2 separate regions of the Homo sapiens genome follow, and region 2 is linked to region 1. Evidence: chromatin contacts called from ENCODE Hi-C or POLR2A ChIA-PET data. All regions are on one chromosome and are shown on one strand. Each heading gives the region's core, a stretch centred on a gene start or an enhancer-like site at or near the end of the contact. The rest is flanking DNA. Distances are from core to core; before and after follow the strand shown.

What was found. Hi-C counts contacts between places; a loop is a spot of excess contacts on that map. ChIA-PET counts read pairs that join two places held with the same protein, here RNA polymerase II (POLR2A). Pooled maps may share reads with other maps.
Region 2: a loop to region 1 is called in a map of IMR-90, with 3 times the contacts of the local background. The contact joins two enhancer-like sites. A Hi-C loop is called at or near these places in 7 of 168 maps with a recorded cell type or tissue (IMR-90, PC-3, cardiac septum and 4 more) and 3 of 50 pooled maps. POLR2A ChIA-PET finds 5 or more read pairs at or near these places in 3 of 52 experiments (AG04450, MCF 10A and RWPE1).

Annotation. Positions count from the first base shown.
Region 1 is chr2:150,281,452-150,284,203 of GRCh38, forward strand. All of the region lies in intron 2 of LINC01818 (long intergenic non-protein coding RNA 1818), which reads left to right. Among named protein-coding and RNA genes, the nearest start is that of LINC01817, 26 kb to the left of the region's middle. Within about 2 kb of position 1,385, at least 4 of the 41 ENCODE cell types and tissues checked have a DNase peak (open chromatin) inside an H3K27ac peak, as active enhancers do.
Region 2 is chr2:150,465,448-150,468,147 of GRCh38, forward strand. No RefSeq gene overlaps it. Among named protein-coding and RNA genes, the nearest start is that of RND3, 21 kb to the right of the region's middle. Within about 2 kb of position 1,449, at least 3 of the 41 ENCODE cell types and tissues checked have a DNase peak (open chromatin) inside an H3K27ac peak, as active enhancers do.

The DNA of each region.
Region 1 (2,752 bases), core at 135-2,634:
GGTGGGCAATGGCTAAGGCTGCTAGAGCCTGAGGGGCCAGGGCCAGGCAAGAGCAAGGAATGTTTTTTGCCAGAGCTTAGAGATTGGAAGTTGTGAAGCAGATGATTAGATCAGAGACTTAGAAATGGACCCAAGGAAAGAATACAGTTCTAACACCTGTTGCATGGATTTGGAGGAACAGACATAATGGTGATGGAGGGGATAACAATTAGTATACATTATTAGAATCAGACTAAGCAGCCATGCTGTTGACGCTGAGCTACCAATGCCTTACTGATCTTCCCCACCCCCACATCCACAGAGACACTTTATATAAGAAGAATCAATCCCTTCTTGAAAAGCACTAATAAATGTATCACAGTGAAAAAGTAAAAATGTTTGAAGAGCTCAGTGCTCTTCTCTTGTCTCCTGCCCCTCCTTTCAGTAATACCGACTTTTGCACCAGCACACATTGGTGCCTATTTCCAGGGCAACTTGCCAGTAGAGAATTTAGAAGGTAAGATGGGGCAAAGGCAGGAAAGATGCAAGAAAAAGAACATGTCCTGTAATGTGCAGGCTGTTCCTTTCCTCCTGTTCACAACCTAAACAGCATTCTTTTTGCTCTGCAGGAAAAGGAAACTTCATTCCTCTTCCTGATCCACTCCACGCCCACACATCTGCAATCCCAAACCAGTCAAGGAGGTACGCAAATGGAATTTACCACATGTTGAGTTGCTTCCCAGTAGGGTAAAGCAAATGGAAGCTGTAGCCCACAACTACAGCAAGTTAGGTTTTTCCAAGAGAGGTGAGGAGCTATTGTTATCTAAGAAGAACACTATAGCTTTGGGAAGTTGTTGAAGAGTTTTGCTGTGCACTAGACCCTACTTTGTGCGCACTGGGGTGTATGTTTGGAATTGTCTCAGCTTCTATGTTTCCACGTGTTTACAACTGCTGCGCTTCCATGCTGAGATCATGCAATGTGTGTTAACACCTACAATGAGTGTGTGAGCCCAGAGCAGCTGTCCAGCATGTGTTTCCAATGGTCTGGGGTATGTTCTAGCTGGAGCATGTCCACAGGAGTCTCGTAAAATGCTTCATGCTGTCTTTTCCTTTAGTTCTTCCTGACACCTGCATGTGGGAGTTGTGAGCTGAGTGTGTGAAATAGAATTGAAATGAAATCTGCCCTTTGAGTTCATGCAGGAGGTTCTTATGTGGGGGAAATGCACACGGAAACTTCTAGAGTCTTCAAATGAGGCAATATGCCAATAGGCCATTGAATTGTGGTCTTGTATGTGTAATGTTAAGGAATGGCTTCAATGGTCCAAACTTTCAAAATATGTTTGACCTACAATTATTGCCAAAATCCAGTAAGCATTGAGGATTGGGTTCTTTCTTGCCTGCTTGCCTGCCTGCCTGCCTTCTTTGGACTGCCAGGGACTTATGTGGCCCAGGGCCCTTTCAAGTTCTCTATGTTTCAGGAATGTTCTGGAAGCACTGGAATGTTATTTAGCAGCTGCTTCTTCTGGGGATATAGTGGTTTAATCACTAATGCAAATCTCCAAAGCATCATGTCTGACTGACTTGGAATGCCTAATTCCCTATTTCACCATGAAGCCAATATTTGAAATGTTTGTATGAAGAAAAAAATCTCTCTCTTTTAAAGTTGACTTTGAAATAGTATTGCAACATCTAATGATTTTGTGCAGCGACTATGTACAAGGCCTAGCTTGTGCAAAATGCCAGATCCTTGTTATTTTGGATCAGCTTTTGCAAGATTCTTTTAGCCCATTGCCCTGACCAGCTGGGATAATACTCTGCTTGCTGTCCCAGGCCAAAGGGCATGACTGTTTCATCTAGGGTGGCCTTCTGAGTAGCTGATGTAATTCAAAAAGACAGTTTTAATGGTCTAAACGCTGAAGCCATTGCCCTTCCATTCCCACACCCCACTGTCATTTATATATTTATAAGCTGTGCTCTATTCTGGAGTAACTTGAAACAAGATGTTTGAAACTTAATTATTTTGTGCTGATTCTCAAAAAGGAACTTAACTATTAATGAAAGAAGAGTTTTGTAAAGTATATATTTGTTTACACCATGAAGAACAGCAAGTTTCTATTAAAACAATTTAAAATGTAAAAGATAAAATGTGTCTAAAGGCCTCTATTCAAAAATGCATATAAGGGATTTTTGTGCATATGATGAAACAGTAACTTATAGCTTTGAGAAGACAGAGGAGTGAATTCTCTATTGCAAGGGTATCAAAAAGGTGATCATTTTGATATTCTTCAACAGGCACTGATTTATAGAAATACACATATATATATATAATTTAATAATAGTTCAATGTAGCACCTAGTTTGGCACAGATTTAATTATATACACTATAATGTGCTATATTTCTACTTAATCTCTGATTAAAATCAGCAACCATTTTGCTAATTCTTTTACTGCCCATGAAGATTTTTTTTTTTGGTCTAGTAGGCCTAATTTTCTACGAACATCACCACCACTGCCAGCAAACAGATGAATGGAAGAGAAGAACCTTCATTTAGTTCGCTATCTAGTTGATTTGTTTCCATAGTGACACTCACATATACACATTTACACACATGCACACACACGCAAGTGTGCACACTCCAAAATCTTTGATTTTGTGACTATAAATATTTGGATTGAAATAGTATTTTCCATTCCCTAGATATAGTTTAGTTAGAACTTGTCAGTTTACAATTTTTTTTTTTTTACACAAAAGGGGAGGAAAAAGATCTAGAGT
Region 2 (2,700 bases), core at 199-2,698, 180 kb after region 1:
CAGCTTCCAGAGGCCAACTGTATCCTTTGGCTCATGGCCCCCTTTTTCTGTCTTCAAAGACAGCAGCATAAGCCAGGCATGGTGGCTCATACCTGTAATCCCAGCACTTTGAGAGGTGGAGACCAGGAGTTTGAGACTAGCCTGGATAACATAGCAAGACTCCATCTCCACCAAAAAAAAAAAAAAAAAAAATTAAAAATTAGCCAGGTATGGTAACATAGACCTGTAGTCTCAGCTGTTCAGAAGGCTGAGGCAGGAGGGTCACTTGAGCTCAGGAGTTCAAGGCTGCAGTGAGCTATGATCATATTACTGCACTCCAGCCTGAGTGACAGAGAGTGAGACTCTGCCAAAAAAAAAAAAATCCAGCAGCATAGCATCTTCAAATCTCTCTCCATCCTTCTGCCTGACCCTCTGTCATCTCTGTCATCACATTGCCACTGTCTGACTCTGATTCCTCCTACATAATTGTTATAAAGGTCTGTGACTACATGGGCCCTCTCTGGATAATCCAGAATAATCTTTCCATCACAAGATCTTTAATTTGATCACAACTGCAAAGTCCTTTTTGCTATACAAGGAAACATTCACAGTTTCTGGGATTAGGAGGTGGACATGCTTGGGGAGTCATTATGCAGCCCACCACAATACTTTATGTTGCTTGAGTCTATTTATTTATATGCTGTAGTTTTGTAGAAAGAGTCATATTCATGGAGATTATGTTCAGGAAAGGAGAAAACAGAAAGGGAATTTATGTAGCCAAGTATATGAACAAGTGGTAAGAGGCAAGAACTATGTTCCCAGAGCTGAGAGGAACCTAAAGTTGTAAATAAGTTACCAACTGCCTCTGGGAGACATAAAGAACGAAGGGAGCGTCCTCTCACTAGCAATTGATCATCTTCCGTATGTGGTGTAACATATGCGGCTATTGCATTAATGTGCCTGGCTATGTATTGGAATATTTAGTGCCTACTCACTTTCTTTGATTCAGTTTATGTCAATGGAAATGACAACCAGTTCTGGTGTACTATAGTTTGGTAGTGACTGTCTCCCACTACTACATTATAAATTCCCCATGTGAGAGACTGTATTTAATTCATGATTATGAGCCAAACTCAGAAAAGTGACAGGCATGTAGTAGGCACTCAATAAATATTTGGTGAATAGAAAAATGATAAAAATAAAAACTTTGAGGTTAAAACAGAATGCTGGTGTCAAAATAACCCAGTAGAAAAAGGATAAGCAGCTTTAAGAGTTTCAGGAGAGTTAGAAGATGAGGTCATTTAAAAAAATTCTTTCTAATAAAAATAACTCCCTGAGTTATTTCTAAGTTTGTACTCAAGACAGACTCCCTGCAAGACTAGAATCTTCTAAGAAACTATTCCTGTAAAAGATTAAAATGAGAGAGACACAGTGTAAGTCTTACTCAGAGTTTGAAAACCACCTTTTAGTATTTAAAAAGGCATTAACCATGATCATTAATCAATAGAAAGGAATGTTCACAGAATGCTTAGAAGAAATGTTTGCTAAGGCAAGAAGTCAGAGAAAACGAAGGCATCCATGCCCAAGGCTGAAGACAAACGTTTTTCTTTTGCTTCAACAAATTAAAGCTGCTAGGAAAGAACAATTGACCAGAGAGGAACATTACTGTACAGCATATAAAATACTGCCAAGGTCAGCAAAACCTCAGCTTTTTATTTATTTTTTTATTTTTCTGTGCCAGTGATTGTTGAGAAATGAGTTTCTTGCAAGCCTGACTTAGACATTATGCTCCGAAGTTACTCAACACGAAGGATTTGGAAAGTACTTTTATTTCCTTTACTATTTGATGACGAGAATGAGTTACAGACATTTTCAGTAAATCTCTGTGCTTAAAATTGTTTATAAGGCCATTTCATAATGTCAGTGTGCTTTAATTTGTTCACTCATGCTGGATTCTCTGCTTCCCCCTTTGCTTTGGGCTTCTGAGAATTATTTCCAAGCAAATAACTATACCTCCAAGATTCCCAAAGCCACTCAGAAAAAAAGAAGCCACAAGGATGCATTTTTTTATATGAAGTGACTTAGCTGTGTAAAAAGAAGCACTGTTTTAAAATCCCACAGAGTATCTTTGGACACTTATGTAAAACTTATATGTAAGTATTTTAGCTGAAGACTGAGAATCAACTGGATTTATGGGGAGATAGTCCTCTCTTTTAAGCTGTTCCATGCTTACTGTACATCTCCCAGATCAGTGGGGTAACTTGTATTATGTTGTGCTGTGTTATTTATCCTTCCACGAATTGCTGCAAAAGCTGTGTTCTGGGTCATCCCCACAACTGCTGTGAACAAGGGCATGCCTTGCGAGGTGGCATGGGTTAAGGACCAAGGCTTAGGACCCCACAGGGCAGAGAGGCAAACTAGGCTTATATTAGTATTAAACCTGTGACTTGAGACTGCATCATATTGCTTCATTCTTAAAGACTTGAAGGATTTCCATCTTTTCTACAAGTTAATCTTAGGCAGTATCATAGCTCTTTTTTGTATATGATCAAATCACTTAATCTAATTATGCCCCATTTTTTTCTTGTGATTTGAAAGCATCATGAAAACTTTTATATATGCAGGTTTATCTGTTACTACTATGAAGAATCAAAAAATTCCAAAGCCTTCTAGTTCAGAAAACGTTAGGCCAGATTCTGTAATCACCTATGTTAAAGAACA